Regions from separate parts of the Homo sapiens genome. Here region 2 is linked to region 1. The links are chromatin loops, found by intact Hi-C in ENCODE. Cell type or tissue: mammary epithelial cell. All regions are shown on one strand. Each heading gives the region's core, and the rest is flanking DNA. Links, peaks and the distances in the headings are about the cores only.

Evidence for each region. A loop is a pair of places that touch in the nucleus more often than their neighbours do. Peaks named below come from ENCODE experiments on the same cell type or tissue, not always from the same donor. Only the 100,000 strongest peaks of a DNase experiment are listed, where the experiment ranks them.
Region 2: it touches region 1 in a loop (14-fold over the local background); 5 of 110 quality-filtered maps call a loop at or near these places.

Annotation. Positions count from the first base shown.
Region 1 is chr1:171,218,443-171,235,467 of GRCh38, forward strand. All of the region lies in intron 2 of FMO1-AS1 (FMO1 antisense RNA 1), which reads right to left. It overlaps LOC124900413 (a long non-coding RNA gene), which reads right to left and starts at 5,919. Exons shown (of 2, transcript XR_007066731.1): 1 at 5,555-5,919. RefSeq lists an enhancer at 1,191-1,752. In mammary epithelial cell, for the core only: a CTCF peak has its summit at 8,513 (motif pointing left); a DNase peak (open chromatin) is centred at 8,519.
Region 2 is chr1:170,680,187-170,697,211 of GRCh38, forward strand. All of the region lies in intron 1 of PRRX1 (paired related homeobox 1), which reads left to right. Among named protein-coding and RNA genes, the nearest start is that of PRRX1, 25 kb to the left of the region's middle. In mammary epithelial cell, for the core only: a CTCF peak has its summit at 9,533 (motif pointing right); no DNase peak of the experiment used is centred there.

The sequences.
Region 1 (17,025 bases), core at 7,419-9,918:
GTTGGGTGCCAAAAATGTTGTAGGACTCTTCCTTAGTTCAGCTAAAGATGGGGTTCTTTGTCCCACAGCCACAAAAGTTCAGGCTCTCAAACAATTTGAATGGTGAGTAAGACAGGGTTTTATTGGGTGAAAAGAAAGAAAAAAAGGAAACAGGGACTCTCTACAAGGCCAGAGTCCCCTGCTAGAGTGCTTCCCACCTGGTCATTCGAATTCCAGGTTCCACACAGGAAGAGGAGGGGCCAGGCTCCTCCCCACTGCAAATGGTGCAAATATTTGAGGCTCCATCCCTGTGTGCATGCTGGTTGGAGTTTTTTCTGGGGACCTCCTCCCAGCTGGCTGTCTCAATGCTACTCCACTATTGCCTCCCCAGCCTCTAATAGTTAAAATTCCATCCTTCCTACAATGTCTAGGTCAAATGTTGTTCTCCCTCAGGCTTTCCTGAGTCCCTCCAGCCAAAAATAGTCTCCTCTGCTTCCGCATTACCAAACCATTTTGTTTTAACTCTGCAATAATGTTTACCCTCTTGCCTTCTACTATTAGGTTACTTTTGTAGTCTCTAGAAAAGTTACCTCACCTTTCTGGGACTGAGTTTTCTCATCTCAGCATATAATAGAGGGCAGATAATGACTAAAGTCTATCAAATCCAATATTCTATAATCCTAATTCATCCACTGTCAATGCTTTTATGATGGTTAAATTGAATGTCATTTTATCATGGTAACTGACACTAATGGCAAGATGACAATTTTGTACCTAATAGTCACATTGCCACTCTTCAGCATTGTAAAAAGTAAAGTAGAGGTTCCTCTTCAAAGACTTTCCTCCTTATCTAATTAGGAATAAATAGTAACTTCCCTTAAAAGCAAAATTTATTCAAAGACCTATACTAACATTCTTAAATATCTGCTAGCCATAATAAAGAAATCAATGTACTCTATGTTCTTAGCTCTTACAATTTAGCCTAAATATTTGCCTTGGCATGCTTACACTATTCCAAGCAAGCATTAGGTCATAGCCTGTTTCTCTTCCTTATTTGAAGGTGTTTTTACTTTTCTCAACATTCCACAAGTTATTTCCCCCTTCCTTTGTTCTCCTCTGCCTTTGCCTCTTTTAAAAAGTTGTAAGTTGCTAGCCAATTGGGACAAATACAGAATGTGAGGTCCCATTCCAGCCAATGGAAACTGAACACAGCAGTAAGGTGGACACATCAAGTTATAAATGACCCTGCCTCCTTTGTTTGGTGTACTGTCATGGCAAAACTGCTGGCAAGTGTACCCTTTCTGCAGAAGGCATAAAAATGGCCTTGCTGAGGAAATTAAATTTATGTTCAAGTGCTATTTCTTTACAGCACCAAGGAACAAACATTTCAAATAATTTGGTGGCCTGTACGGGGATACATTCTCATATGGAGGCAGTCTCCAGTCCTGTCTCATGAAGAAGCATGGTCCTCTGCCTCTCTGCAGTAGCCTCAAGGATAAGGACTCGAGACCCACCCAGTGTGATGAATAAACCCAGACTCTCAGTAACACACACACACACACACACACACAAAGAAAAGAAAAAAAGAAAGACAACAACAACAATAAAAACTGGCTGGCAACCTGGAGTAAAGCATCCTCACATATCACATGAACCAAGAAACTCTGTACACAGACAAGAAAAAAAAAAAAAAAAACAGAAAAACCAGTAAAGTATTTCCTTAGTAGTCAAAACCAAAGAAAAAGCCACAAGGCAGTAAAGCATTCCTTAATTAAGACATTCCGAAAAAAGAGAAACCACAATGGGGGGTAAAGCATTCCTTAGTCAGGACTAAGGAAAGAAAGCCTCGGGGGTGGGGAGGGGGTGGTGGTGAAGTATTCCTTAGTCAAGATGTCTTAGAAGTTAAAAAGAAGTAAGAAATCTCCATTAAGAAAGAAGTTGAACCTCAGAAAGAAGTGAAAAATCCCCATGGGGGGTTGAACCTCAAAAAGAAGTAAGAAATTCCCACTGAGAGGAGGTTGAACCTCAAAAAAAAGTAAGAAATCCCCATAGATAAGAAGTTGAATCTCAAAAAGAAGTGAGAAATCGCCATTGGTGAGGGGATTGAACTTCACAAAAACCTCTGGTAGTAAAAAAAATTATATATACGTATATATTCAAAATTCTCCTTTTCCCTCTTCTCCGGGAAAGAAAAGGCTAAGCTCCACTCCCGCCGGTTGCTCCCCTAGGGGAAGGGAAAGGAGAAAGACAGCAAAAACAGCAAGTGCGACACCAGACAGCCAGGCACACCAAGAGTTAAGCCCCTCTCCCCAGCCAGGCTCTATGTGAAAAAGAGGGCAGGGACTGATGCCAGAAGGAGAGTGTGGGGGACTGCCTGGGGCCAGGACTGCAGCTGTGCAAATCCCACCCAGCCCAAGAAACTAAGTGTAGGAAGAAAGGGGAAAAAAAAGTAAAAAGGGAAATCGGAAAACAAACAAACAAACAAAAACAGGAGAAACAGATGGCAATGTATGCGCAGGGGTGGGGCCCGTGCCGTGGCCTGACCCTGCCGTTGGTGGGAGCGAGAGAACTCAGGAGGGGAAAAGGAAACGGGATGACAGAGAGAGAGAGAGAAACAGAGTGCAAATGAGAGAGAGATAAATAGATGGAAAGAGTAAGTAAGAGAGAAACTGGAAGAGACAGAAATCAAAGAAAGACACAGAAGGTGAAACTACGAAAACAAAGAGTGTAAAAGGAAGGCAGAAAGTTAAGGCATGTTGAAGATTGTGAAAGTTGTAAGAAAAGTTATGAAAAGGAATTTATGCCAGAAATATTGTATAATTTAAAAAGTAAGTAGGCCTCCTGAATGTAAAATTATTTGAAAAACAGTTTATTTACAAGGTATGTAAGAAAAATAAAATATATTTTTAATAACAGGATTATAAGGAGGCATAAAAATATAGGTTTTTACATACATTAAAAAGTTAAAAATATATATTTTGTTTTAAAAGTTTAAGCAAGTTTTAAAATGTTAATTGTAAAGGAAATTCTGTGTGTAAACATAATGGCTAAAGTTAAAGAGGTATCATCCAGTTTTTCTGTGAACTGGACATTAAAATAAAAGCACAATAGATTTTTCTTAAAGCACTAACCTGCTCTTTAGCAAAAATTATAAACAGTTAAAAAGAGTCTATAAAAGTCTTACCTTATAGTCAGACATCAAAAATAGATTAAATATCTACAAGATTTTATTAAAATTAAGCTTAACATTAATAGCACATTAATATAAAAAATTTAACTTATCTGGTATAAAATCATACAAAAACACTGTCAAATATAAAACGGTGTTTAGCTTTCTTAAGGCCCAAAAGTGGCTGGGTAAGTCACAAGGCTCCTCATCCCCAAGGCCACAGTGCACAGGGGCGGTGAAGGCCACAAGAAGGCCAAGACCTTAAGAGAGGGCAAGGCCACAGCATCCCCTGGGCAGTGCTGAGCAGAGATGGAGCAGGAGGTGTCACCATGAGGCCTCAAGCCCCAGGATATGCAGCAGAAATTACACACTTAATTTATCTTCCACTTTCCCTTCCCTCAGAACTGAAAGTATTTTAGCACAAGTACCATTCCTAGAATTTCCAGTACACCAGCACCAGCCTGAAAACCACATTCTCATCAAAAGATAGAAAAAAACTCAAGCCAGCCTGGGAAGGATCCTATTTTATGCTGTTAACCACTGAGACTGCCGTCCACACAGCTGAGAAAGAATGGACCCACCATACTCGAGTCAAGAAAACATCTTCCTCTTCAGAATCATGTTACTGTACTAAGATCAAGCCCTACTAAGTTAAAGTTAAAGAAAGCTTAATTTTCATATACCTTCTATATTGCTTCCTTTCCTTTCCTTATTCTGTTACTAGCTTCTTTGTTATTAATGTAACTAAGTCTGACTCACCTCAGACCATTACCTTTAATGCTTGCTCTGTCATACCTTGTGGAGATGTAAAAGATCAATGACAGCTAGCCTTTTCACACAAATATTTATGACCCGGCTCTCTACTGGACACAGTTACCCCTAGCACTCATCATTGTGATCAGCTGCAGCCAAGACACTGATTTTCTGCTCCTGCAGCCTGGCAACCTTGTAGAAAATAGGACTATGTCCTTTAAACTACTTAGAAGCAAAGTTGGACTTCCACAAAAAAGGTTTGTGCAGATCTAAAACCCCTCATCTATTTCACTAAAAGGACTACCCCTTCTAACTGGCAGCCTTATCTATGTAACCCTGTCCTTCTCTTTATCACCACCTCCACCTTGACTAACTCTAGGCCAGCCCTTAGTTGCTTCTATGGTATGAAGATTGACATAAATGGAAAAGACCCCTAAGTATTTTTAAAGTATGCATGATTCTCCCATCTTCCCCTTCTTCAGTAGCCTCAGTTCTAGATCCCACACCAGTTGCTCCTACATCTAATAATAAAACTAAGCTGTCTGTTGTAAAAATAAGAGATCTAAGACAGACCTTAGCCATCAAGACAAAAATATCAAGATGCAAATGCCTGGCTGGAATGAATTAAATATTCCGTTCGCACTTTAAATAAAAGCGATTATTATGCTTGTACACATGGTAGGCCAGAGGCCCAGATTGTCCCCTTTCCACTTGGATGGTCTCCTTGTCAACCAGATATGGAGTGTATGGTGGCTCTCTTTCAGAATCCCATGGCTTAGGATAATACATCATGCCGAGCTCTCTATCTGCTATTTCCTGAAATTCAACACCCTACGGGTCAGCCCCCAAGGGCAATCCAGCTTCCATCTCAGATGGCCAAGTTTACTTCATGCCTCTCATAGCAAGAGGAAAATTTGGTGTTCCTTGGAAGCATAAAAAAAATGCAAGGAGCTCAAGTCTTTCCAAGAGCTTGATTATCAGTCTATGCTTAGCCATCCCCAAGCAAATGTATAGTAGTACTGTAGAAGACCTTTATTAGACACTCTGCCAAATAATTAGAACAGTACTTGTGCTCTAATCCAATTCGCTATCCCTTTCACCGTAGCAATTCATCAATCTAAAAAGGTAAAAACAAAACACCTCAGGCCAAAGGAAACTCCTTATGAGTCCTTTAATCCTCAGGTTTACATAAATGCCATTAAAGTCCTGTGAGAAGTGCCAAATAAGTTTAAAGCACAAAATCAATTAGCTGCAGAATTTAAATCCACATTGTTCTAGTAAGTAACTATAAAAAAAAGTAGGCTAAATAAACTATATCTATTACAATCAGCAACGATTCATAAATTACACTGAGGACACCATCAAAGAGATACCTAAGCAATTAGGACCTATCAGCCAGATGGCCTAGAAAAATAAAATAACTTTAAATATAATATTAGCAGAAAAAGAAGATGTTTGTGTCATACTTAAAATTTAATGTTATACCTTTGTTCCTAAAAATACTGCCCCTGACAGAATTATAACAAAAGTGCTACAAGAATTAAAAACCCTATCCAATAAACTTGCCAAAAATAATAAAATAAATAACCCTTTTTCTAAAGTAATAAAACATTTGTTCAGTAGATAAAAAGAAATTTTAACTTCAATTCTCACCTCATTTGCTGTTGTTATTGGTGTACTTATTCTTGTAGGCTGTTATATTATTCCCTACCGTCGAAGTTTTACACAAAAACCTGTCTCTGCCATGCTTACAGAGTTAACTCCTAACTCTCCTCCACCTTATTCAGAAAAATTACTTCTCTTAAAAGGACAAACAAAGCAATTAAGTCAAAACATATTAAACAAGTTTGAAGAAGAATTATGAAATAAGAGGAGGAATTGTAAAAAGTAAAGTAGAAGTTCCTCTGGAAAGACTTGTCTCCCCATTTAATTAGGAATAAATAGTAACTTCCCTTAAAAGCAAAATTTATTGAAAGACCTATAGTAACATTCTTAACTATCTGCTAGCCATAATAAAGAAATCAATGTACTTTATGTTCTTAGCTCTTACAATTTAGCCTAAATATTTGCCTTGGCGTGCTCATACTAGTCCAAGCAAGCATTAGGTCATAGCCTGTTTCTCTTCCTTATTTGAAGGTGTTTTTACTTTTCTCAGCATTCTACAAGTTACTTCCTCCTTCCTTTGTTCTCCTCTGCTTTTGCCTCTTTTAAAGTGTTCTAAGTTGCTAGCCAATCGGGACAAATACAGAATGTGAGGTCCTGTTCTAGCCAATGGAAACCGGACACAGCAGTAAGGTGGTAAGGTGGACGCATCAAGTTATAAATGACCCTGTCTCCTTTGTTCTGTGTACTCTCATGGCAAAACTGCTGGTGAGTGTACCCTTTCTGCAGAAAGTATAGAAATGGCCTTGCTGAGGAAATTGAATTTATGTTCAAGTGCTATTTCTTTACAGCACCAAGGAACAGGCATTTCAAAGAGCATGGTGCTATTAAAATAAAAACTTTAGACAAGTTAAGTTTAACATAATTTATTTGAGCAAACAAATGATTCATGAATTGGGCATTACCCTGAACCAGTAAAGGTTCAGAAGACTCTACCTGGCAATGTGGGCAGTCCATATTTATAGATAGAAAAAGGAAGTGACATAACAAAATAGCCTGATTTGTTACAGTTTAGCACTTGCTTTATTTGGACATGTCTGAGCAGTTTGCAGCCTGTGATTGGCCAAAAGCTCAGCTGCTACAGTTAACTGAGACTCAGTTGCTTGTTACAAGAATGTAGTCTCAAGGTAGGTTTATATATATATATATATATATATATATATATATATATATATATATAGGTTTATATACATATATAATGTATATATATAAAACATACATATAACATATATTATGCTTTATTTATATATATTAGGTTATAGTTTGCTTCATTTAGAGACAGCATTAGGCCAAAGTTTAATTTAACAATTCCCCTCTTTTATCAGCCTTTGAATTTTGAGAAATTGACCATAACCTAGGTCCAATTTTTTTCACCATCATAATGGACTTGTTTGGTCTCAGTATAAAATTCACAATTCACAATGTCGAATTTGTTGGATTATTCTTTATGTTTTCCTGATATTTTTGTTTTTCTAACTATAATGAGATTAGTTGATGTACAACGGATGGCTCCATATGAGCATTTGAGACTCTTAAGGGACCAGGCATGGAGGCTTATGCCTGTAATTCCAACACTTTGGAAGGCCAAGGTAGGTGGATTGCTTGAGCCCAGGAGTTCAAGACCATCCTGGGTAACATGGCAAAACCCCTTCTCTACAAAAATATACAAAAATTAGCTGGGCATGGTGGTGCACACCTATAGTCCCAGCTACTCTGGAGGCTGAGGTGAAAGGATAGCTTGGGTCCAGGAGGTGGAGGTTGCAGTGAATGGAGATCATACCACTCATACCACTGCACTCCAGCTTAGGTGATAGAGCCAGACCCTGTCAAAAGAAAAGAAAAGAAAAGAAAAGAGAGAGAAAGACTCTTAAGGGATACAATACATTAGGAAGAATATTATAATGGTTATCAGGAGGAAAAATACAAAAAATTAAAAAATTAAAGTACACTACTTAACAGGAGTCTCTACAAACCAAAATAATCTAAATTAAGCAATTTAAAGTTCAAGCAATAATAAAGACAATTCAACAGTATTCAAGTCCTATTGGTTATAGTCTTTGTTCAGGGCATGACGGTGATTAAGGGCCATAGTTAGTAGTAAAATGCCCTCCTTTAAAGAGGTGCCTGATTCTGTAGTTAGCCTGGTAACACAAGTCATACTAGTCTGAAGACCTACTAAAAGACACATAAAGATTTTAAAACCTTGGAATATTAGCCCCAAATGATTAGGCTAAAAATAAACAATAAAAAACCTTCCAATAGCCAAGTCTGCCATCCACCATTCCACCATTCTGGATACCTGCAAATCAACCATTAGCTGCTCCTGTAAACACATCATGTGTTCCTTTCCCGTGAGAAATTTCCTTGATGTATTTGGTGGCAGTGTCTAGAGAAACATCAGTATCAGCCACATTTTAAATTAAGCTTTTTGTAGTAGTAAAATCAGGAGAAAGGTAAGTACAATATTCAGTTTCGTTTAGCACTATACACAAGTCCTCAATGTAGGCAAAGAGAAGATCTGCGTGATGCTCCATTAAGTATTTTTGTTGAACATGAATGTTTTCATACACCTTTCAAAGAGCAGCTTCTATGCATCTGAACTTTTGGGCGGTCACATTGGCTACAAAATCTAAGATTTTTCCTAATTTACAGACTATCTTCAAATTCTATACAACCAGCACCCCAATACTGCCAAGAGTGTGCCCCCAATAACCCCACAGGAACATTTCCTCCAAGGAAACTAACTTATCTCCATCTATTTCAAGGTTTGTGCTAATTTTGGTTATTGATTGCTTTGGCCTCTGGTTATGAAAGATACAATGGGAACTTTCAGGAAAAGCTATTCAGAAGGTAGGAGGGAGACAGGCCATATAGCAAAATCTGAACCAGTGAGGAAGAGGTAAGTAAATTCTCTTCAGTCCCAATGTAGGCCCTCAGGGGCTAGGAAAGATGGCCACCTAGTGGTGTTTGAGCAGAAGTCAATTAAATTTGTCCACAAGTTCACATAGCTCCTGAGTAAGGTACAGTGAGAAACTTACTCAAAGGGTATGCTGTAAGGGTGCATAACCACATTTAGTGGAAAAGGAGCTTCCAGATTTAATTCAGTGACATCATACAAGCAATTACTCATACCTGCATTGGTAGTCCCCAGGTCTTGAATATGTGATATACCTTTTACAGACATCACTCAGATATGTTTTCTATATTTGGTAACAATTAGGTTATTAATTGGAAAGTTCGTGGTACTATTTCTAGTGAGTGTAGAAAAGTAAGTAGCAGTAATGTCTAGAATTTTAAGGAAAGCTTTCCACTCTTCCTCTAGGGCTTCATGATGACTCTCAATGGGAACACAGACATTGGCATGAGAGAAATTGTTTTCTGATATGGTGGCATTAGCCTACAAACCCAACAATTGCTCTCATTTCTTTTTAGGGCATAAGCTTTTGATAAAGCCACACACAGATTATGCTCCCGTGGATTTTCCTTTAAGGAAAAGGAAGTGATTCAGACAGCAGAAAACTAGGGGGAAAGGGGAGAAATAAGGCTTTCGTGATGACAGAGAAATCTTATTCTATGGTCTTAGGAAAGTGTCTATGTCTAGGATACCATCTGCCTCTGGGGAAAAACTTCCCTGGTCATCTTTACCTTAAGGCCTCCAACAAATATACACCAGGAGTCTGGAGGAGCCCTTCTTAGTAAAAAGATGTGAATACGAGACTCAAAACCCTGAGGTTTTGCTGCAAAGAAGAACTTGGTATAGTCCCTATCAAGGGCAGTCTTCCTCTGGTGTCATTTCCAAAAGACCCAACCTCATTGCTCTAAATCATGAAAGGTCTGCTTGTCATCAATTTGTGAGTCACAAAGGGCTTTTCTTACCTAGTGAAAATGTGCTTTGGCATAATGCGTCAAAGCATGGCACTATTGAGTCATGTCAGAGTTTACAAAAGCAAAAGATCCATAGGTTTTATTATTAACGGAATAAGCCTTGAAGTAACTATTTCATAATTTCAAATATTTAATTTCATAAGCAGTCAACCTAGATTTCTAGTGAGGATGAGTGTGATTGCCATCAGTTGATAATTGCCTTTGACTAAGGCAATCCAATCAATGTAGTTAGCTTCGCCTAATGCCATTGTATTTATAATATCTTATTTAACTGTTTTACAACTTGTCCAGTGAAATTCAAAGGTGAAGCAGGCTAGGCTTCTGGGTTGGGTGGGGACTTGGAGAACTTTTCTGTCTAGCTAAAGGATTGTAAACACACCAATCAGTGCTCTGTGTCTAGCTAATGGTTTGTAAACGCACCAATCAGCACTCTGTAAAAAAGGACTAATCAGCACTCTGTAAAATGGACCAATCAGCAGGATGTGAGTGGAGCCAAACAAGGGAATAAAAGCTTGCCACCCAAACCAGCAGTGGCAACCCGCTTGGGTCCCCTTCCACGCTGTGGAAGCTTTCTTCTTTCACTCTTCACAATAAATCTTACTGCTGCTCACTCTTTGGATCCGCACTACCTTTATGAGCTGTAACACTCACCGGGAGGGTCTGCAGCTTCATTCCTGAAGTCAGCGAGACTACAAACCCACTGGGAGGGACAAATAACTCCGGACACACCATCTTTAAGAGCTGTAACACTCACCGCGAGTGTCCATGGCTTCATTCTTGAAGCCAGTGAGACCAAGAACCCACCGGAAGGAACCAATTCCAGACACAAAATGAGTACTTCTATCACTGAAGATTTCTCCAGGAATGAATGATAAGGGAAACACATTTTCTTTTTTCCTTTTTATTTTTTTCTTTTGAGACGGAGTCTCACTCTGTCACCAGGCTGGAGTGCAATGGCGCAATCTCGGTTCACTGCAACCTCTGTCTCCCTGGTTCAAGCAATTCTCCTGCCTCAGCCCACCCAGTAGCTGGGATTACAGGCACGCACCACCACGCCCAGCTAATTTTTGTATTTTTAGGAGAGACGGGGTTTCACCATGTTGGCCAGGATGATCTCGATCTCCTGACATGATCCACCCGCCTCGGCCTCCCAAAGTGCTGGGATTACAGGTGTGAGCCACTGTGCCCAGCCAAGGGAAACACATTTTCTAATAAACTTTAGCTATTATTATGGCATCAGCCTTCCTGCATGGGAAAGCTTCTATACAACCAGAAAACATACATTTAATGTGTCACTTGAAGGAACTCCATTTTTAAGTGTTCAAATGATCCAGCAGGTGTGTATCACCTGAAGTTTTTATTTTCTTATCAGAACTATGAGTTTGACAATTTATAACCAAAATTGGTTATAAATTTTAGCAATTTTAAAAGTCATGCCATCAATATTTTTTCATAATTTGAATCATTTTATCTCTGTCATGATGAATATGGAATTCAGAGCTCTTAATAATGGAAGCTTTAAGGACTCAGGAAGGACCAAGCAGCTGTCCAGACTCTTCATGAGTTAATGCTTAATATTGCATTTACGTCTTTTTAAATACCAATTTTGTTTCTCCAATTCAGGTGAATAGTACTGCTCATTAAATAGGTTATCATAGGTAATTTGACAGTGATCAAACTTTTAAAGTTTATTCAAATTGCATATCTTAACAATTTCAGTACTGGCTGACTTAGCATAAAAGTCTGCCAAATCATTTCACTGATATCTAATTAATTCTTGTCCTGACATATATTGGGTTCACAGTTTTATGAACCAGTCAATTTTTTCATTGTAGAATTCTTAGCCAGTCCAATGGTATGATCTTAAAGTTATCAGAAAACTATATTTGTCAGTGTCCTTTTCATGAGTCTTCTTGAAGATGAAACACTTTAGGCTTATAGTTGCCCAGGAAAGTACCATAGTAAACAATTAACCATCTGTGAATGACAAGACTTAAAATTGCCATGGTTAAAAACCTGATGAGACCAGGCATGGTGGTACATGACTCTAATCCCAGCACCTTGGAAGGCTGAGGCAGGATGATTGCTTGAGCCTAGGAGTTCAAGACCAGCCTGAGCAACATAGTGAAACCCTGTCTCTACGAAGAATAAAATAATTAGCCAGGTGTTGTTGTGCATAGTAGTCCAGCTACTTGGGAGACTGAGGTGGGAGGATTGCTTGAGCCCAAGAGCCCAAGGCTTCAGTGAGACGTGACCATACTACTGCACTCCAGTCTGTGTGACAGAGTGAGACTCTGCCTCTGAAAAAAGAAAAGAACAGAAAAGAAAAGAAGATAAGAAAAAGCAAGAAAAGACAGACAAGAAAAGAAAAATAAAAAGACCTAATGAAAATTCACTACAATAATGATGGAATTGATAAGGAAATGAAGTTACTTCTGTTTCATACAACATTTTAAGATAATAACTAGAATTATGAATACCAGCATTATATGAGGACAACTTGATGTCTATGAATTTCATACAATTTCCAAACCATATAGTAATAACACATACACACAAAAATAACCCAAAGAAAGTTAAGCATTACTTATTTTTGACAGTACTATTCATATAATTTAATGTATCAAATAAGCCCAAATACTTATTATCTATCTTTTGTAAGGATGGATATCCTTTTGATGTGTTCCAAGGGCCCATGTGGAAAATCTCAAAGTTAATTCAAGGTCAAGAAAAAGGTTTAATTTTACATTTTATATTTGGGAAGTCTGTCCAAAATATCAAAGGTTTGAAACACTTGAGCAAAATATTTAATAGGATCACAGGTCACTGTGAATAGTAGTAATTTATTTAACCAAAGTGATAATTAAAACACTTCAAAGGCAAATATAGAAAGCTACATAGTTGTAGAAAAACTTTAGCTCTCTTAATAGAGAAGACTCAGTTCTCTTATGAAATAAAAAACCTAATAAAGACAGCATGAAGCACTGGACATTATCTTAGTAAAATACAGAATATTTATCTCCTACACCAATTATCTAAAATGGAAAGAAAAACCTTTCACAATTTCCTGTTAGAAGTAGACCAAGAAAATGTTGTTTTAACAGAAACACCAAATTCTAGTTTTGTATCAGTGTAGTTCTCATACTAATACTGAATTTTTAGAAAAACTTGTAAATAGTTCTTTCTAATCCTAGCTAGCCTGGTCACACATGAAATTTATTCCACGATTCATCTTCTACATTGAAAGAACATACAAGAAAAAAAAAGATTTATCTTTCACAAACTCTCTACAACTTTTTCATCATTCAGTTTTTGTCCTGTACTTTACCTCTTTTCATTTTGGAAAAACCAGTCATTCTACTTTAGTCCAAAAATTATTCTTTTTTCCTTAACAAAACATAACATTCTCATATCTTATAGCTTTTCCTTATCAAAAGTAAATCTTACTTTCCTTGTATTCTTGCATACAGAGTTGTTTCCATTATTAGTTCTAGTGATTTTACTTACATGTATTAATTAGAATTCTTAATCTCTAGTGACTTTAATTTCCAGGGAACATTAGGAAGCAAGCAGCTGTGAACTGTCTGTCACACCAGCAATCTGTAAATTGGCAAATGTATGATCATAGTTTCTAGAAGCACATCCTTTCTCATAGTACAATTTGTCAGTGTGGCATAGAAGATATTTACTAACATTCCCAAATATCCTTAGTCCCTCTGCAATAAGAAACTGTAGAGGAGGCAAAATTGCATGTCTGTCCTCCTAAGGGTTTGTTTTTGTTTGTTTGTGTGTTTGTTTGTTTGCTAGGCCTGAGAATTAAATTGTTGTTATTACAGATTACCCTCAGCCTCAACTTTTCTTTCTTGATAAGAATGTCAAAACTTTCTGGTACAGAAAGAATTTTTTTACATGAGAACTTTATCTTACATCCATTTAACTCACTTTTTTAACAATTTCACTTGGATTGCTTGTAAAGGTTAAATATTAAGCAGCTAGTCATCATCTTATTTTTCTTGCTGACAAGTTTTGTAATATAGACATAAAATAAATTTATTTTATTGGTAACCCTAGGTAGGAAAAGTCATGCATCTGTATTATATTTAGTACTGAAAAATCTGAAGACATGCCTGTTTTAATTAAACCAACAGTATCCTAATTTATCAAAGATTACCCAAATCATGTGAACTTGAAAACTACTTGGGTTAGTTCTTATTTTTCTAAACAAATACTTCATTTATGTAAACACTTATTTTTCTTAAAGCCAATTAGAGTTCTTTTAGCACTTAATTTAGCAATATCATAAGTAGATAGAAAAATATCACACATAGATATCATATATAGAGACATATATAAACATACAGACAGAAACAGATCTTACAGCTTTCATTCTAATATTTTAGCCGTGTGCCAGTGCAATAATACAAGCTCACTAATTTATTAAAGAATATCTGGATCTAGGCTTGGAACAGCGGCTCATGCACATAATCCCAGCACTTTAGGAGGTTGAGGTGGGAGGATCACTTGAGACCAGGCATTCAAAACCAGCCTGGGTAACATGGCAAGACCCTATCTCTACAAATGAATTTTTTAAATTACACAATTTTTTTTAAAGAACATCTGAATCCAAATATTTTCTGTTCATTAGAACTAGGATTTTTTGCCCAATGGCTAAAGATTTTGACTGGCATTTTTGAAAAATACTTTTAAGATGCTTTTCATTTGCCTTCTGTAAAGAACCTTTTAAAGAGAGAATCTTTGATTCATTTAATCCTTTAGATGCCTCTTTGTACCACTTACAGAATGCATTCCATTTTTTTTTTTGGCTTTTTGCATTTGTTTTCTAATGCACTTTGCAAGTGAACAATTTTATCTAGGTTAACACATCCCCACTGTAGTCACTAGTAAAGTTAACCCATTTTCCCCAGAACATACAGGTTCTGGGCCCAGAATTTGTGCACATAAAGGTAGCCAGTGTGGCAGAAAGTGGAGTCTCAGACTCCTAGAGTCCCAGACTCCTTTTTGATTTGAAAGGTACCTACATGAGGCCTCTAACTAGATCCAATCTAGTTAATTATTAAGTCCAATTTGATCCTAGACCCAGTCAACTAAAAAGTGCTCAAGTAAAGTTAGAGAGTTTATCACACAAATCCATGGAGCTCAAATTCAGGACAGAATTCACCCATGACTCCAGTTGTTACAAGAGATCAATGGGCACGATGAGCCCTGGTGAGTACTTTTACTTTGTCACTCAGTGCTCCTGGGGGTCCCTGAAGGTCTACTCCAAATCCAACTTCTGACACCAATTGCTCAAAGAAAAGCTGTAGACAAATTAAATTTAGCAGAGTTTATTTTAACAAAGAAAAAAATGTATTAATCAGGCAGCTGCCTGAACCACTAAAGGTCCAGAATGCTTCACCCAACAAGATGGGCAGGCAGTATTTACAGATGGAAAAAGGAAGTTATATACAGAAAGAGCCTGATTGGTCACAGCACAGCATTTGCCTTATATGGACATGTCTGAGAAGTTTTCACCTGTGATTGGCTGAAAGTTCAGCTACTATAATTGGCCAAAACTCAATTACAAAAATGCACTCTCGAGTTAGGTCATAGTTTGTTTACATTTTAAGTTAGAATATAGTTTCCTACAGAGGCATCTTTAGGCCAATTTAATTAACTAAATTTATTGATTAAATTAATTTATTAGATAAATAATTTATTAATTTCAACAATACAGTAATAGCAATTATACTTTGCAATCAAAGCATTACCACAAGTCATTGGATCATTTTAGGTGTGGAAGGGACTGAACAGAATGCTCTTAGATAAGAAAACAGGCTGAGAGAAATCAAGGCACTGCCCAGGGTCACATGACTGGTCAAGTCTTCTGAATATCGTGTGTTGCTTCTTCTACTACCAGTCCAAACAAACCATTGTAATAACTGGCTACTCAAATCATGTAGATGACAGTTGTATATCTAAAACTTGTGCTTTAATACTTAGGTTTCCATCTATATGCTCTCATATTCTGGGAGAAGGATTTTAATTATAACTAATAAAAAGAGTTTTATTGTTAGACATCCCTGCACTTTGAGCTGCTGGCTAATAGAGTAATTGATTATTAAAGAGCATCAGTTTCTCTAGATGTTGAGCTATTTCAAGTTTTAGCAACTTAAGTAACCTGGATAAAATACTAAAAGCCACTACACATTATAAACAATTCAATTTTATTTAATTATATTTAATTCTGACAACCTCTTTTGTGCATCAGGAAACTCAGAGAGTCAGAGTGATATGGTTTGGCTGTGTCCCCACCCAAATCTCATCTCAGATTGTAATCCAAATTGTAATCTCCACATGTTGAGGGAGCCACCTGATGGGAGGTGATTGGATCATGGGGATGGTTCCCCCATGCTGTTTTTGTGAGAGTGAATGAGTTCTCACAAGATCTGGTTGTTTGATAGGTGCCTGGTGCTTCCCCCTTCTCTCTCTTTCCTGCCACCATGTATCCTGCCACCATGTAAGATGTGCCTTGCTTCCCCTTCACCCTCTGCATGGATTATAGGTTTCCTGAGGCTTCCCCAGCCACATGGAACTGTGAGTTAATTAAACTCCCTGTCTTTATAAATTACCCAGTCTCAGGTAGTATCTTTATAGCAGTGTGAAAATGGACTAATACACAGAGTAAACAACTTTCCCAAGTTATATGGCCTACAAGTGGGCCCAGATGGGGTTTACTGCCAGGACTGTCTGACTCTCGGCCCTGTGCTAAATGCTGGCATATAGGATGATTAAACTATTTTTTTAAATCATGTTTTATCTCTGAATTCTTCAGTGTGCATCTTATATCCCAGATGGAATATTATGTTAATGTTTTGTTCCCTCTTTATATACAAAAATTACAAGTGATCCTCAACAGTATTGAAAAGTTGACAAACTACAGGTTGTCAAAGAAATTTCAGAAATGATTTTAAAATAGGTTTGGTAGTGCACGCCTGTAATCACAGTTAGTTGTGAGGCTGAGATAAGAGGATCACCTGAGCCCAGGGAGGCTGAGGCTGCAGTAAGCCATGGTTGTGCCACTGCACTCCAGCCTGGGCAAGAGAGTGAGACCCTGTTTCCCCCTCAAAGAATGGTTTTAATTTGTTTGTGTCCACATTCATAAATATTGTAATGATTTAGGTATTAAGGTATCTGTATAAAAAAGGGAACTGCATTTGTTCACTAAAAATATCCTCATAAGTGCCTGAAGAAAAAAGTAGACACTTTGAAGGACCTTGTTTTGGGCAGAATTGCATTCTCAGGATAACAGAAAGAACTTTCAAACAATTTAGAAGAGGAATGAAGGAAAAAATTAAGAACGAAAAGAAAGAATAGAGACAGTGGGATAACAGAATGCTGTGTAGGTTCAAAGTGATGTCTCCCTGTGGCCCTTTGTATATTCAGTAAAGTTATTAAACACAAAAAATATGTAGTGGAGGTGGATTTTTTGTGGAATTGAAAAGGAGCTAAGCTTTATACATAGATTGATAGGAGGCAAAACAATAACAGCACGATCTGAGGCCAATGCAGACATGGAC
Region 2 (17,025 bases), core at 8,332-10,831, 540 kb before region 1:
CTAATGAAGTATATATAATTATGAATCGTTGTCCAAAGGATGTATTTGTTCATCTGCCCTGAATGATAGACCAATGAATGAATTAAAAGGAACTACATTTAGAAAAGCAGGATAAGTATGATTTTAGAAAACTTGAAGGAAGAAAACAAGAAAGAAGGGCACTTGTAGAGATGTGAAGGGGCAGAAAACAGAGGTGAAAGGGTTTCCTGGACCCACGTCTGTAGTAGAGACCACTACTGAGTTACAGTTCTCTAAGCCCATCTGGGATCCTTTGGTGACATGAATTTTGCTCTAGTGGTTTATGACATCACTGGAACCCCGTTGGTGGAATTACAACTTCATAATTCACAGTTAGCTCTTGTTTATTTTATATTTAATCATTTGTGGAGCATACTGGCAGCATACTCAGGGGAACTATGTGGTTATGCTCCTGCAAATCTTGTTGTTGCATAATTAAGTACGTCAGAAGTAATTCACCAAGTGTCATAACATCCCATAGTTCACGCCTTGCAGATGCTGGCATTGGTTATGATTGTCCTGAAAGTTATCCTGGCTGCATCACCTTCTCAATGAGTTTTCCTTTTGGAGGAACAGTTACCAAAGACAGCTGGGCTTCCTGGTTTAAATAAAATACAATTTTCTGAGTAGCAAGCATATTGCTTCCATAGAAAGACAACTCCAGAACCATGTAGGAGTGACTTCTATAATGTGACTGTAAAATGTGGTTCTATTCCTGTTAACCCATGGGTATGTAAAATGTATCAATGAAACAACAAAGGCAGTTTTTAGGTGAGCGAGGAGACTTCGGATTTGTCTCCATATTTATTTGTGTTTAACCTTGAGACTCAGAAATGATTCCACTTAACTTGTGCCTTTGGGTCTCTTAATGGAAGAAGGGAACTAAAGGGAAGAAATTAAGGTGTATTGAGTACCATAATGGATCAGGTACTGTGCTGGGTAATGTATACTAATTATGTTGTTTAAATTTTCACAATAGTGCTGAGTGATAGATATTGCCACCCCCACCTTACCAATAGGGCTTTGAGACTCAGAGGAGTTGGAGCAATGTGCCTGAAGCCTCAAAGTTAGTTATTGACAAACCAGAACTTGTCTTGACCCCTCTGTTCTACTGTATTCCAGTATTTTCTAACTCCAGTGGCTAGAAAATTGGAAGGAAGTGGTTGAGTTCAATGGTTTTTCAGTGGCATTTATTCAGTGGAACATAGAACTCTTGTAACTGTGGTACCTGACTGTGCTAGAATTACAAATTAAAACTGCAGATAATCCTGCAGAAAATGTTATCTTTGCAAAAAAAAAAACCCTCTTAATAGCACTAGACATTTAGATGTCAGATAAGCAGCAAATCTGAAGTCAATTACAGGGCTCAGTGAACATAAATGAAGAAGTGAGTTGGAAGATAGTACTAGAGAAGAAACAGGTGAGCCAGAGAGCTTTCCTGAAGGTGAGGAGTTGATTTTGACCATGGTCCTTCCAAAAGTATGGCCTTGAACATGCCACCCAGCCCTTATGAGCTCTAATCACAGGAAAAATAGAAATATCTTCTTGACAAGTCTATTGAAGATTAAATCAGATATTTATGTAACAACCTTAACTCACAGGTGGAACCAAGCTCCTAATTTGCATCACCTAATATTGAATTGTAAAACACTGACAAAAAGGGGACAGGTTCAACATTTCTGATTATGTTCTCTGTTGCTATGGAAATGAATATTTATAGCCAAGAATATAATCTTATTTAAAAGATTCAGACAGTTGTTTCTAATTTGGCTGTTTGGAACTGGAAATTCATTTGTCCAAATGCAATGTTTTAATTTGTGATTAGGTTCCTAGGAAACCTCCAAAAGATTGGTGGATGGGTGATACAGTTGAACTGTAGTGTAAATGGAAGCAGCTAGTATGTTGCATCCTGGAAGAAATAGATTTGTGGCTCAGAATGAGGAAGAAAGGGATGGCCCTTCTCTCTTTACTGGTATAGGACCAAAATTTAGGCAAAATTTAGAACTAGATGAATTTAATCTCTAGGCAGCCTTCTCCAAACCCCTTCTCCCCTGACCTCTAAGGTCTGAATTCAATGTTCCTTCTGTGTGCTCCCATGTTCTCAGTCACCCTTGATAGTATTATCACACTGCATGGCTTAAGAATGCCAGTAAGGTTTTGGTGCCTCAGTCACATCCTGCTCACTCCTCTAGAGTTCCCCGTAAGGAAGATAAACACATAGAACAGTAGCTGAAGAGGAAATAAGGTACTGAATTATCATCATCTAGGCAAACACTCCATAAACTCTGGGCACCCCATGCCCCCATCTCCTGGGATTTGTTAGTATAACAAAGTTGGAGGCCTAGGTTTAAATGTTATGTTTGTAGAACAGACTTCCATGCCCATCTCTTTTTCTTTCTCTCACTCATTTTTTTTTCATACATATTTGGCAAATGTGTCTTGAGTACCTACTATGTGCCAGTCATTATGCTAGGTTCTGGGATGCAGCAGTGAATAAAATAAACACGTTGCTTTTTCTCCTGAACCTTATATTCTCCTGGGGAAAAAAGGCAATAAACAAATAAATGAACACACACCTAGATAAGTAATTCAATTGTGATTAGTAAGTTTTATGAAAGAAATGAAACAGCCTATTTGAGCAGGAATATGAAAGAAAAGAAGGAGAGCTAACTATGTAGAGAGCAGGGTGAAAAGCCTTCCAGGCAGAGGAAGTGAACAGCAAGTGCAAAGGCCCTGAGGCAGGAACAAGCTTTATAGCCAAGGAACAGAAAGAAGGTCAATGTGACTGGAAGATAGTAAGTGATGGGACTTTGAGAGATGACAAAGTCAGAGAGATATGTAGGGGCTAGGTGACAGGGACTTGTAGGTCACACTGAGGAACTGGGCTTATATTCAAAGTGTGATGACAATGGGAAGCCAGGGAGACATTGAAACCGGAGAGTTTTGTAATGTGATTTATGTCTTTAAAAGAACAACCCAACTGCTTTATGGAGAATGGATATTAGAGGAAGAAGGAGAAGCAGTTAGGAGGTTATTGCAACAGGCCAGATGAGAGATGATGGTGTCTTGAACTGGCTGTATGGGTGAGGATAGAGCAGCAGTGGTCGGCACCCAGAGTGTGACTCCTACAGGGGCTCAGGAGGCTGACGGAGCCAGCGGAGTTTAGCAAATGAAAGAGGAAAAGAGAGGACAATGTCAATGAGGCTGTGCAGCCTGCCCTGGAGGACTGACCTAGGACATTCATCTTTCTTAGTCTCATCTTTTCTCAGTCTCATCTTTTCTCTGTTTCTGTACCTGGGTTTTCTCTCAAACTTCCAAGCCTTACCATGGTGGGCTCCCTAGAAGCAGCTGCTTCCAGGAGAAGGAGTGGTTGGTTGTGTGCAGTGGGGTATGAAATAGGAGCAATTTATTTTGATTTTGTTATTTGAAATGTTAGAGTCTATAATTCAGGTACTGCCTTTAATTTTCCCAGAAAGGAAGGGTTCTGCTTTAAATTCTGCAAAAGCAGCTCTTTGTAATTTAGCAAAACATCAGAAGGCAGCATTGCTAAAGACTGCAATTCAGATATGTGAAGACTTGTGTAACTGAAATGTCTTCAGAAGTTTTTAGTGTTTCCTAGGTCTTAGTCTCTTCTTTTTAGTGTGTATGCATTAATGGAGCCAAAAGTCAGAAATCAGTTAGGTCTTTTCTCCAAGCAAACAATGAAACAGTAACCAAAATTCAGGGGAGCTAAAATCAGAAAATTATACCCACCACCAGTTTTTTGATTAACAAGTATGCATTGTATTCAGCATCATGCCAAGCACTTTGGAGGATATTAAAGAAGTGAATGGCATGACCTCTTGCCAATCATCCAGCTGGCGAGATGGATCTAAAATTGTGCCTCACATAGTTCATATTCAGCATGATTTTAACATATCTGCTCCTGGGGTCATAGATCCTGTTCCTCCTCTTTTCCCTATCACTCAATGGTCCCTCGTGCTCTCAGGTGGCACCTGCTCAAAATGTTAATAGCAACCTCAACTTCTTCCAGTCTTTTATTCTCTATGCCTATTTCTCAGGCTTGTCCTCTCTTTTCCAAGACAGACATTTTATCTCAGAAACTTAATCAGATCTTTTCTTGTAGTTTCTTACAGATGGAACTTTGTATGACCCCGAAGTGATTCCAGGCTATGAGAATTTTAAACCCATAAGAAACAGCTAGTTGGAATACTATCAGAATAAACTATTTGTATAGATACATCTTGCTTTTAAAGATTTGGAATCGGCTGGGCGGGATGGCTCATGCCTGTAATCCCAGCATTTTGGGAGGCCAAGGCAAGTAGATCACTAGAGGTTAGGAGTTCAAGACTAGCCTGGCCAACATGGTGAAACCTCATCTGTACTAAAAATACAAAAATTAGCTGGGTGTGGTGGTACACGCCTGTAATCCCAGCTACTCAGGAGGCTGAGGCAGGAGAATCACTTGAATCCAGGAGGCGGAGGTTGCAGTGAGCCAAGATCATGCCACTGCATTCCAGCCTGGACAACAGAGTGAGACTCCATCTCACACACACAAAAAAAGATTTGGAACTCAGATACTTTAAGCATTCTGCAGTTTGTAGCACCATGAAGAAAGTTAAGAAATGCTTCACTATCTCATTTTTCTCAGCATCTTGAGCTTTCCAACATTTTTCATGATTTTAAAAATAATTTGGCAAAGGATAAGTTATAATCAGTATAAACCTAGAGTTATGCCATTGATTAGGTAGACCATGCAGAGAAGTTTAGTACTTGAAAAGAAAAACTAGACTTCATGTAAACTGAAGCTTGGAACAAGAAAGGCAGTCATCTGACTTCCAAATTACAATTTAGAACCTACCAGTTTTTTAATTTCTTGGCACAGGAAATTTAATCAATATTTTTCCTGATGCTGAAATATTGGTTTTGGACCAAGGCTTATTTGAGGTTTATCTCTTCTTTGAGCTTTCACTAATGTCTTTATTAATGATCTGAAATAAGGAACGGAGAAGAAAATTGGGTCAGAGTAAGCCAGTTGACACCATTTGTGACTGGACCCATTATCCTTGCTCACCTCCTGACGCAGGAGGACACCAAGGACTGTGTGAGGTGGGTGAGGCCACAGCCTGGGAAGTCTTGTCAAAGGGTGATTCAAGTGTGGGCTAGCAGCTGACTCAGGAACAACCCGGCAGTGCTCTGAAGGCTGACTCGAGCTAGGGGATTTGTTAGGCCATCTGCAAGACACATTTAGAGGGAAAATGATTTGAGAATGAAAGTGCTGTCATCCAAACTTGAAAGTTTAAAAAGTATTCATTTTGATAGATGGAGACTAAAAGATTTTGGAATTTGGAGTCAGAAAATCTAGATTTCAATCCTGCCTCTATTTCTGCCACTCTTGGCTTGTATTACCTACCTGTAAAATGAAAACGGTAATGCCTGCTTGATTTCTTTCTTTCTTTCTTTCTTTTTTTTTAATCATGGAGATCTGAAGAGGGCACAATGTGGAGGAAAAGTTATACATGGTTTGAAGTCTAATGAATACCTCTATGAAGCTCTAATATAATAAGAGGGTAACAAGCTGCTAGGGATTCAGAGGGTGGATTTTTCATATCTAGCAAGGGTATATAAGGACAGGCCTTGAGTGCACAAGGCAGCATGTGAATGCAACTTGAGTGTAATTGATTTTTTTTTTACAAGTCAGACTATTGAGAGTTAAGAACAATATAAACACTAAACAAGCAAATTCAATTGGACATATACCTGTTCATTCCCACAAGAGACTGAACTGAAGGGTGAGGCTTGTGAATTTCATTGGCTGTAGTCAATATTGCTTCACTCTGTTATAGTTAAAATGTAGACCGTCTGCCTCCAAGGCTGTCAATCCGGCACCTTTCACCAGCATTAAGCTCACTTAAAAATGATTTAAAACAACATTACATTAAAAAAAAGCCTGATAGATCCTTAGTTAAGGGTACAAAAAAAAAAAAAAAACAAGTTGCTATTTACGTTTCAGATATTTTTTAAAAATACTGTCTGGTGAGTGGAAAATGGCAGCTCGGAAAAAATGCTAGCTTAGAGGACTAAAAACCTAAGAGGGCAAGAGCAAGCAGCTCTGTGCTTCATAAGCGAGCTTTTCTTTAAAAGGAGCTACAGCAGCACTGGGGCGTAGGGGAAGCAGAAGGGAAGGAAGAGACGTGGGGAATAGAATTTCTTGTTCCAATAATCCCATAGTTTTCAGCAAGGTCAAAAGTCTGAGAGTTGTGTAGAGCCTTGGGGAGTGGGTCTAAGAAAAATGTGACCTGCCAAGGTCAGCAATTCTGACACTGATTCAAATTCTAGCCTTAGGGGGTAGCTGTTTGATGAGAACAGAGAAGGAGGTGGCATGAATAGATGACATTTCGCATTGGTAGGAGACGGGCGGCTGCAGCGGCTTGTGCAGTCGATTCCATGAGAGATATTTCCAGAACAAACAGAGTCACCTTTTAATTGCCTGCATATGGATTTACCACTTGGTGTATTCTTTTAAAATCTATAGTTGACACCTCTCTCTAACTTGCACACTCCAGAGTTTCTTTATTTCCTTATCAGAGAATCTACACTTTGAGGGTTCAAAATCATTTGGAAATGAAACAAAAATGAGGAAACTATGTAATGTGGGAGACAGAACTATAATAACATTGGTTGAGTGCCTTATAAATGGTTATGCCTTGCCTCTCTCCATTAGTTAGAATAAACAAGAATTGACTGGACGCTTCTCCAGTCCCATCCCAAATGCACGTCATTCAAGTTTTCTTACTAATTAAGCATCCTCCCCCAGCCCCCCACCCTCAGAGTACCACAAGGTTAAACAAAAAGCAAAATTTCTATGATAAGAAGAGCTTTTTACAAAAAGGTCATCTTGACCATTTAGGATTTCTCTCTCTCTCTCTTTTTTTTTTAACTTTACAAGTCAGAATGTTGTGAGTGAAGAACAAAATAAACACGAAACAGGCAATTTCCAAAACCCCATTTGTGAAGGCTGGTTTTTAAACGATGAGAAAATGTCTGCATTGCACATTTACAGTCTGTTGAAAGCATATTTGGTGAACAAGCCCATTGGAGGCATTTATTGAAACTAAACAAGAACTCTTGGCCTACAAGTCTCCTTCTCTAGCCTCTTAAAGGCAATCTGTTTGGATGCTCAGGGATGCTCCCCAACTTTTGTGAATTCTGTCTTTTCTTTCCTGCCTTAAGCTAACAGTAGATGACGTTTGCTTCGACAGAGCAGCAGGACACAAGGGCTAAGAACATGGACTTGATATAGCGCCCTTCTCCCGTCACTTAATTGTTCTATGAAGTCGCCCTCTGAGCCTCACTTTCCTTTTCTCTAAAATGAGGATTATAATACATCCTTTATAGGGTTTTTGTAAGCATTAAGTAAGATAATGTATAGGATATGGTTAGCATTGTGCCTCGTGTGTAGCAAGTCCCTGCTTCATGGAAGTTATTTTATAGCATGTGCTTGATTCTTATTTTACAATTGAACAGACATTGTGGAGTCCGTTATCACTCAGCCATAAAAACTGTGTGGATATATCCTTGAAATATTTGTAAACATCTGGAAACAATTTAGTCTGAGGACACTTTAGGTAACTAAAAGGACTCATTCTCAAAATGAATATATAGTCTCAGGAGACACCGGGGTCAAAGAGCAAGTGGCCAAATACTTCTACTCAATTCAAAAAGCTCTGTGGTGAGAAAAAGGGGAAAAAGAAAGGAGAAAGAGAAGGACCGGGAAAGAGAAATAGCTAATCATCAAGAATATTTTGATTGAGAAGCAATGTGTTGCTTACTCTATAATTTAGAAGTCAAGCATGTAGGCATACATTTATTCACTTGCTATGTGACCTCTAAATTCATTGTCATACTTCTCAAAAGTTGCTATTATTATTATTTTTCTATTACCCTAAAGATCTTGAGAGATGAAATAAATCCTGGAGCTCATTGTTGACTTTGGACCCAGAAAGCAGTATAAAATAAGAATGTAAGGAAAACTAACACTCCAAGTACAAAGTGGGTCCAAAAACTGTAATGTTATATAGTGTTAATATATATTTCTGAAACTGGACTGTACTGAGGCAGAAAATTAAGGTATCTATTTTTTTTCTATTTTTCTTAAAAATTGCTTTTATTTAACCAATCCATTTGAAAAAGTAATAGAATTTTTAAAAATTTACTCTTAAAGATAGCTTTGTCCGGTATGTTTCAACAGTTTCTAACTTTTAATATCCTTGAAAATTAATTTCAGGTGAATGTTCAGGGTTATACAGATTTATGAAATTTATTTACCAATAAAATTTTATGTTTAAAAGGTATGAATATTGACTTATTTAAATAAAAACATTTAAATAAACCTCCTATAGTCTGCTGACTATATCGTTTCATAGACGAAACATTATAAGACCAAAATAATAAAACTGCTATGCTTGCAAAGTAAAATAAATGGGCATATTTAACATATAAAACTTTACTATGTTGTACTGATTTTTGCACCCATTTAATTGTGACACTTGAAGAGTTTGTCTTTGTTCTGGGAACTGTTTACAGGAAATTCCTGACTGACATTTTTTTCTTCCCATATCTTAACTATATACTTGCTAATTTCAGTACTGAAACTTATTTGATAATTTTGTGCTGACTCAAGTTCAAGTGAAATTCATATTATTCTTTAGCTATGCATCTTTTGGTTTTTAGTTCTGTGACAATATAATTGTTATCAATATACATTAGAAATCAATAGCATATTGATAATGAGATGAAAGATTAACTGAGCTAAACATAGATATTTGAGACTTTTTCTTCAGGAATTATTGATCTGAAGTTGTATTTAATCTATCAGAATATGCTCTTTTCTAATCCATTGGTTCCCCATCTCAGATTCCCTAACTTCTTTGGGCAGTAATAGAGGACCTTTATTTTTTTTTCTGTTATTTCAAAAAGATTAATAAAAATGTATGTTTACTCTCTATAAGCAAAAGAAGAACTTAAGATTTTTGACAGGATTGATAATAATTTAGTGAGACTCTTTCTGTGGAGCTGTGTACTGTTCTTAGAACAAAGTAGGGACTCATTAAAGAGCTGAATAAGTCAATGAATGAACAATATTCCTGGCTATCTCAGGCTAAATGATATCATAGTCTGACAATTTTGAATTTACTTAATGCAAATGACAAAATATAGTTGATTTAGTAGAAAAGGTTTTAAATCATGGAATCTATGTGGGAAGGTAGTCCATGGGGCTGCAACAATTGAGAACATTCATAAAGATGTGAGTGGAAACAAGGGTGAGTTTTGAGGAAGATTTGTGTGTTTAATCTTTATATGCCTGTGACCAGATGTCTATGCCAAGAAGCACATGTTTTTGTTTTTGTTTTAAACTTTCAGTTTATGGTTCCAAGGTCCTGATACTTATCAGCTTTAAAAAAATCGTTTTCATTTTTTAGGTAGTTTTCTTGCTTTTGGGCACCAGGTGGCGATATGGAGTGAGGTGGGGAGTGCATGGGATACACAGGTTGGGTTGTCATAAAGACCAAGCATCTGTAGAGCCGAACTGATGAGATTTAATATTCCGTCTCTCTCTCTCTCTCTCTCTCTCCCTCTCTCTCTCTCTCTCTCTCTCTCTCTCTCTCTCTGTGGGTGTGTGTGTGTGCGTGTGTGTGTGTGTGTGAGAGGGAGAGAGATCCAAAAAGAGAAAACTTTGTAAAGATTTGGTTCCATTTTGTCTGAGAAAGACTGGATTGGCATTCCTCATCTGTATGAAACACTTCTCAACAGATTCCATACAATATATCGCTTGGAAAATTCAAGAGCTGCCAGGTCTCTAGCTCTTGCTAGCATTTGGTTAGCATTTCACTGTATATAAGATCCTTACTCCTCCCCTCCCCCCCCATTTTTTCAACATTTACTGAGCACCTATAATGTCCCACGCACTGTAATAAGTATTAGAAATATTGCATCAGATAAGGTCTGGTCCGTGCCCCCTATGAGCTTATAGTTTAGCAGAGATAGACATATGAACCCTAAATCAGCTGCATGTTATGGCTTCTGCGATGGAGTCAGGATCAAGGCAGGATATAGAAGGGTCACAAGGATGAACTTGTCAGCTCAGTGGGTAAAGAAAAACATCATGGGAGATATGAACTATAAGCTGAATAGTGGCAGATGAGTAGATATTCATCACTTAGAATAGACTTGGAGAGAGAAGTTATAATAATCAATTTTGCTCCTTTGAACCCTTCAGGTGTGTGTGGTGCGTATGAGAAAGTCAGTTGGATCTTAGCATTTATTTATAATAATATTCATAAGCACAATCTATAGCTAACATTACCAGCCTAGTTTTTGAATTTGAAAATGTGAGAAAATAAGTGTTTGGTAAAATTCAACTTCCCTGCTTCCTCCTATATATGAGAATTTGTGTGATAAGAATAATTATAATATAAATTAGACTTTAAGTATTCAAATGTTTTTATTGGGTCAGGGCAGATTAAATATGTGCCACCTGAATTATGTACCAGAGAGGCCCTGGAACTGTGACTCTGGGAAAGGTATCAGTAAAATTAAATTTAGAAGATATTCAGAGAGATGGATATTTCAGAAAATGTAAGAGACTACAGAGAGAACAGCAAGTTAGCTCGATGCAGTCTTTGCTGTGAGCATCAAAATAAGGAAATGCATGAACTGGTCAGACATAGTCCATCAGAAAAGGCTTGATTCCAAAGAGAAGGTACTCGTGGTTTTATCTAGACAGACAAAAAGAGGCTTGAGAGGATAATGTAATGAAAAGATGCTTGACAAAATTTAGGGATGGATAATACACTAATTTGTGTTTTTGAAAGCTATCGAGAGAGCAAGGTAATGTAGCCTTTCAAGTGAGGGCCATATTTTATTCACCACTGTTTTTCCAGTGCCAATCATAGACCTGGAAAATGGTTGTGCAAAAGGTATTTGTTGAATGAATAAATGAAAGAAATAAAGCAGATGGGTTGCATGTTTGCAACCAAAGAGTGGATTAAAAAATGTTTATTAGCCAACCAGAGAGTGAAATATAAAGTAATGTCTTTTAGAAACTGTTGATGGATTTAATCAGATCAAACTTACATAAATAATGAGAAACAGCTTGCTTTTATAGAGTTGCCACTCAAATGGATTCTGACATCCCTAAGAAGAAATTTATTCCCTTTTCCTTCCCTTTCCTTCCATTTCCTTTCCTTTCCTTTCCTTTCCTTTCCTTTCCTTTCCTTTCCTTTCCTTTCCTTTCCTTTCCTTTCCTTCCTTCTTCCCTCCCTCCCTCTCTTCCTTCCTTCCTCCCTCCCTCCTTGCCTGCCTCTCTTCCCCCACCTTTTTTAGTTCTTTTTAATATTTTTGTTTTTATTTCAGATATATTGTTGTGTCAATTGCTTTCTTTAATTTCACTCTTTCCTCTTCTCTCTTTCTTTCTTTTCCCTTCTCTTTTCACCTTTTCTCCCCTCCTCTCCTTCCCGCTTTCTCTTCTACTCTTATGTGTTGTGACAAAGATAGTATTGAAAATAAACAAAATGAAGCATAGTCCAAATGGTTTAACGTAAAGGATGAAAATATTAACCCTGTGCTCTGGGTTGTGGTCAACAGAGTTCCAGCAGCAAGTTTCAGAGCACTATGGGGCCTTCTGTTAGGGTGAGGGGAAGCAGTGTTCTCTAAGCCTGCCTTATCAGCACATTTATTCAAGAAATATTTAATGCACAGTTATTGTGTGCTTGGTACTGTGTTAAGTGCTATGAGGAATACAAAGCTCCCTGTCCTTTAGGAAACTTAAGAGGTCATATATGGGTCTAGAATCTAGACTCTAGATATACACATAAATATAATATCAAATGGAAAGTCATGCCATGAGAGAGGAGCCAATTCCATAATAAAGTTGTTTTTATCCTGGCAGACCAAAATTGAAGTTGGATCTATTCAGGTTTACATTTCCAGGAAAAATATACATTTGTATTATTAATAACAATTGTCCAGGATCAGGAAGCCCTTTCTAATAACTGACATAAATCCTTATGGGGTAAGAACCCAATTTATTTTCCATTGTTTCAATACTTTTGATTAAATTCTTAATTTGAAGGGTTTAACTCAAAATAACAGCCTACAAAATTCCAATAAATAGAATTGGTGAGCCTGTCGGGATATCTTTCCTTAATTCACTCTTGACATATTTTACAATGTAGCTAACTTTCTAGAATGTAGTTAAGGGATCACCTTACATTATTCTTAAATTGTTGTGTGTATTTGATGAAAAGTTAAAGCTGTTTTTTTTTTTTAAATTCAGGCCACTAGAGTTCTACTATTTTTTAAGAACCAGGTCTGTTCTAGTTGAATCTTTTTTTTTTTTTTCAAGATAGGAAGTAATCATCTACAACAAGTATTGGGGATTAAAATGGGTCAAATAGAGAATCTTCATGGAAATAAGTGGAAGAAACCCCTTAACGAACTAACAAATCCTCTCTCTCTCTCTCTCTCTCTCTCTCTCACACACACACACACACACACAGACACACGTGCACACGCACATGCATCTCTCACATTTTTCTGCAACTGAGACTTCTAGAATTTTTATATCATCAAAAGGCTTACCTTCTGCAGAAAGCCCTTGACCCTGAGGTGTCTTGGGAAATTTTAGGACTTGGCCTAATCCTATATATATGCCAGACAAATTTTGACAGCCTTATTGCTTTTCATCATGAAGTGATCCTGGAACTTTTCCTAAATATTCAGGCATGTTAACACCAGCATCTTGATTCACTTCCAACCCAACCTTCAATTTATTCCACTTAGGCTAGTCACAGCATTTTTCCCCAGTCCTTCTGTGACCCAAGCAATTCTGGGAGACTGCAATGTGTGCTGTTAATATTTGTAGCATTCTCAGGAGACAGAAGCTATAGAAAAGCTAAATACCATGGTTTTGTTATTACTACTAATTACAGGGCTCTACCTCAAAGGAATCAGGGTGAGAAGAGATGAATTAGCATTGATAAATGACTCGCAAAATAGAAAATGCTGTAGAAAGGTTCTAAATATACTATAAAGAGTGGAGACAGCATGCAAGTGTGATTAGGGAGGTGGGGTCAAAGAGAGAAACACTGGAATACGGGTGTACTTAGGGTCAGTATGACCAAATTCTAGTATGATGTAATTTCCTGCACATACCAATCTCAGAGGCAGGCTCTCAGGAAAGAGGATATTTGATATGGCAGTACAGCCTTTCTTATGAAGGGTACCAGGAAAGAACAACAGTTGACTTTTTTGCTGGGCTGTGATCTTCCACTTTCCCTATCCACCAGCCCCCACTAAAATCAATAATCACTGTTGTAAATAATTTGGAAATGTATGTTGTTAGATAAAACTTACTCAGCTAGACTCTTAAAAGAAAAACTATTAGAAATAAGAAATTTGATAGTGTGGATAGTATGATGGAAGCTGACAATTTATTATTTAAAATTTCTTTGGAAGTTGGATCGAAAAGATGAGAAGCTCAGACCTTGAATCAGACTAAATTTACAAGAGGAGACACAAGATCGAGGGACATTTATTCTCTAAGAAATCTGATCCGAATGGGGAAAATGAGATGTAGCGGCAAGGCAATGGGTCTGCATAGTATACAACTCAGGCAAGGTTTGTGCCCACAAAGAAAAATGGTTGGGAGCAATAATTCCATCTTATTTATACATATTTTATTACTAGTTTTTTTTTCATGTTTTCACCACACAGAGATTCCATGAAGCAAAGAGAGGCTTAGTTTTGTAAAGAACTTTGCAATTTTCCTGGAGGAAAGTTGTCGCCACGAAGGACTTTATTACCACATACTTTGGTTTCCAGGTGCAAGTGAGTCCAAACCCCAGGTGCAAATATATCCAAATTTCAGCACCATAAGGTTTCAGTTTCTCACTTGTGTTTTTTTTATAGTACCTGCCAACACATGAAACACGGTAGAAAGGTTTGATCAATTTTTTAAAATGAATTTAGGAAAAAATAGTAACTTACAGAAACTTTGAATTCAGAGTTGAAAGAGAGCTTATAAATGATCAAACCAAACCTATTCTGGGAGCCGAAATTCCTTCTCCAGTATTCCTGGCAGACAGGATCCAGCCTTGCTTCAAGATTTTCACACAGAACAGCTGTTTTCGTTGTAGAGTGGAAATGATTCTTATGAAATTTATATGAAAATTCTGTGAATGTCTATGTGTATGTGCATGCAAAATTTATATTTCCATCTAGGAGAGGCATATTCCCTATATAATTGCATTTGCTTATTCAAAAGCTAGTCACACGGGTTGAGAAGTATGAGGGTACTTATGGGGAAAATAAGACAGAATTAGGATAGTACTTTAAATCTGGGAAATGTGCCCACAGTATTTACCGCTGTTTTAAGAAAGCATATTTATGCTTTTAGTACCAAGCAGATCTTCTTGTTGATTCAGGACTTCTGCTATTTTACAATGAAAGCAGATTGTAAATGAAACTTTACTGATTTCCCTTTTTCCTTTTCCTGTAGTAATCAAATGCTCTCAGCCACTGGATCTAATGAGTAACAGCTGTGCTTGAAGTGGCCTTATAGATAAAAATTAAAAGTATGATAACATCTAAGGATTTTGTTGTTTTTAAAATAACGGTAGACTTAAGAATTAAGAGGAGGCTAAAGGCATCAATGCTTCTAATATGTCAGTCAGCCTCTTCATGTAGTAAGTTGGAGAAACTGACATAGTCTAACAATCCGATGCATTGGGAGATATGCTGTGGTGATCTGACCTTACTTGTAGTTGCAAAGACTTGCACTGGAAGAGTCTATCTCCTCAGTGATGGTGGAGATGGTTTGCTAAATGTCCGTGAAGGCCTGATTTGCAAGATATCCGATGTTGTTATGATTAAATGCAACAACCATACCCCATGAACTATTAGAGACAGAAGGAGCTAGAGAGGGTGCCCTTCCAAATCTCTTACTGGCAAAATGAGGAAACTGAAGTGATTTGCACAAGATCAGCCAGCTAGCTGCACAACTGTGACTGGAAACTGAGCCCCTACATAATGCTTATTATGTCCCACCAATGGCTTTCCCATAGCTGCATTATGGTTGTAGACACTCTAAACGAGATGCTATTTTAATACTACATACCTAAGGTTCAATCAGTTGGATGTTTTTCTCTTTTTACCAAAACCTTTTTAGAACATATTTGACACTAGTGTCATTTGTCTGTTGACATACGCTTGGTGGAAGGAGTAATTGTCCAGGGGTAGAAAGGCTATTCTTCTCTGCTGGGGATGTGTGGGATCCTCAGTCACAGTTGAATAGAAGAGAGTATTTTCTTCTTCAGAATCAAGACCACAATTTTTTATGTGGCCAGGCTTGAGTTTTTGCAACTTAATTAAACATATCAATTCCAATCAATTATATTTCCTATTAGTTCAAACACTTCTCCAGTCAACAACAAATCTGTAAAGAGTCCCTGAGTGCCTGCCCTCACTCTCACACACTTTTCTTTGTGTGATCAGTATGAACGTGCATCTTTTCCTTCAAATATCGTGATCCCCATCCTTCTTTTCTCTTTTCTCTTCTTTTCCTGGGTATGCTTTTTTTCCCCCCCTCTCTATTCTCTGAGACCTTTGATGGAACCTTTATTGAATGCATAGCACATGCTTGGAGCAATTTAGGATGACTTTTCTAGGATCATCCAGATGTCCAGTGTGGAGAAATAAAATAAAACATGCTTTTCTCTACATTTCAACATAAAGGCTTTGTTTGGCCTTTTAGTTTTCTCTATCTTTAGCAGTAGACATGTCCAAAGACCAGTACAGAAAAAGAGACAGAAGGGATCAGCATGTGCCTCACACCTGCACTGGTCACTCATTCAAGGTGCAAGGTAGGCAGGAGCAAAGGAGAGAGTGACACATGAAAAGTATCCGGGCCATATGGCAGTAGGACAAGCCAGGCATGCTTGTCTAGGTCTATTTGTAAACCCTGTGGGTGTTATCCCCACACTGCAAGAATAGTGATAAATACGTCATTAACCATGACCAGCAGAGATATGTCTATATTAGAGAAAAAGAGGCAACCCTGAATCTTAACATTATATTTTACGTCCTACATTGCCTATTCTCTAGTGTGCGGTTCTCAGAGAGGAATGTGCCACAGTATTCCAATAGTTATGAAAAGATAACATAAGGTGCAGCCAGCAGTCCAGAAGAGATGTGGTCAAGATTTGTCAAACTATTTGAAGTCGTTTATAAGTAAAAATACCTCACTCAATGATTCTTACGAATTCAATTTTCCAGTTAAAAAAAGGGCAAAGAACACATTTTGCCATTTGTGCTAGAGATTAATATCCCTTTATTTACATGCAAATTACTTTAAAAGGTAGGAAAACCTATAAAATTTTAAAGGTTCCACACTGGGGGCTTACACTAAGAGTCTTTGTCAAATAAAATGAATTCTCACAAATCTGCTTTGAGCTACTTTCTTTGCTTCTAAGCACAGCCTCTCTTAGAGGAAGGAAACAGTAAAGTTCTCACAGAGAAAGAAAACGTTTACCACTCAGTAAAAATCCCTGGGCCTCACTGTATGAAAGCTTTAATTTAGCTCGGCTCATTCCTCCATGAGTTAATTTAGAACACCAATGAAAGGAGATTATTTTTGGACTGAGAATCTGCCTGGCACATTTTTTGAACTTAATAGAGCTAAATAAAACTATCCAAACTCCTGTGATTTTTGGAGGAGGTCATCTACAAGCGATAGCCCTGTGATAGTTTTCATGAACATAGCAGACCAAACGTGAAGGAACATTCTCTAATCTGGAGAGATTAGGGGCCTCATACATGAATAGAGCCACTTCTTAAATACACATTAACTGGAAAAGATATGGAATGTGAACATGCATGCACACGCTCTCCAGGCAGGAGACAGCCAGGAGAAATGGAAAGCGCAGAGGCCTAGGAGTAAGATAAGCC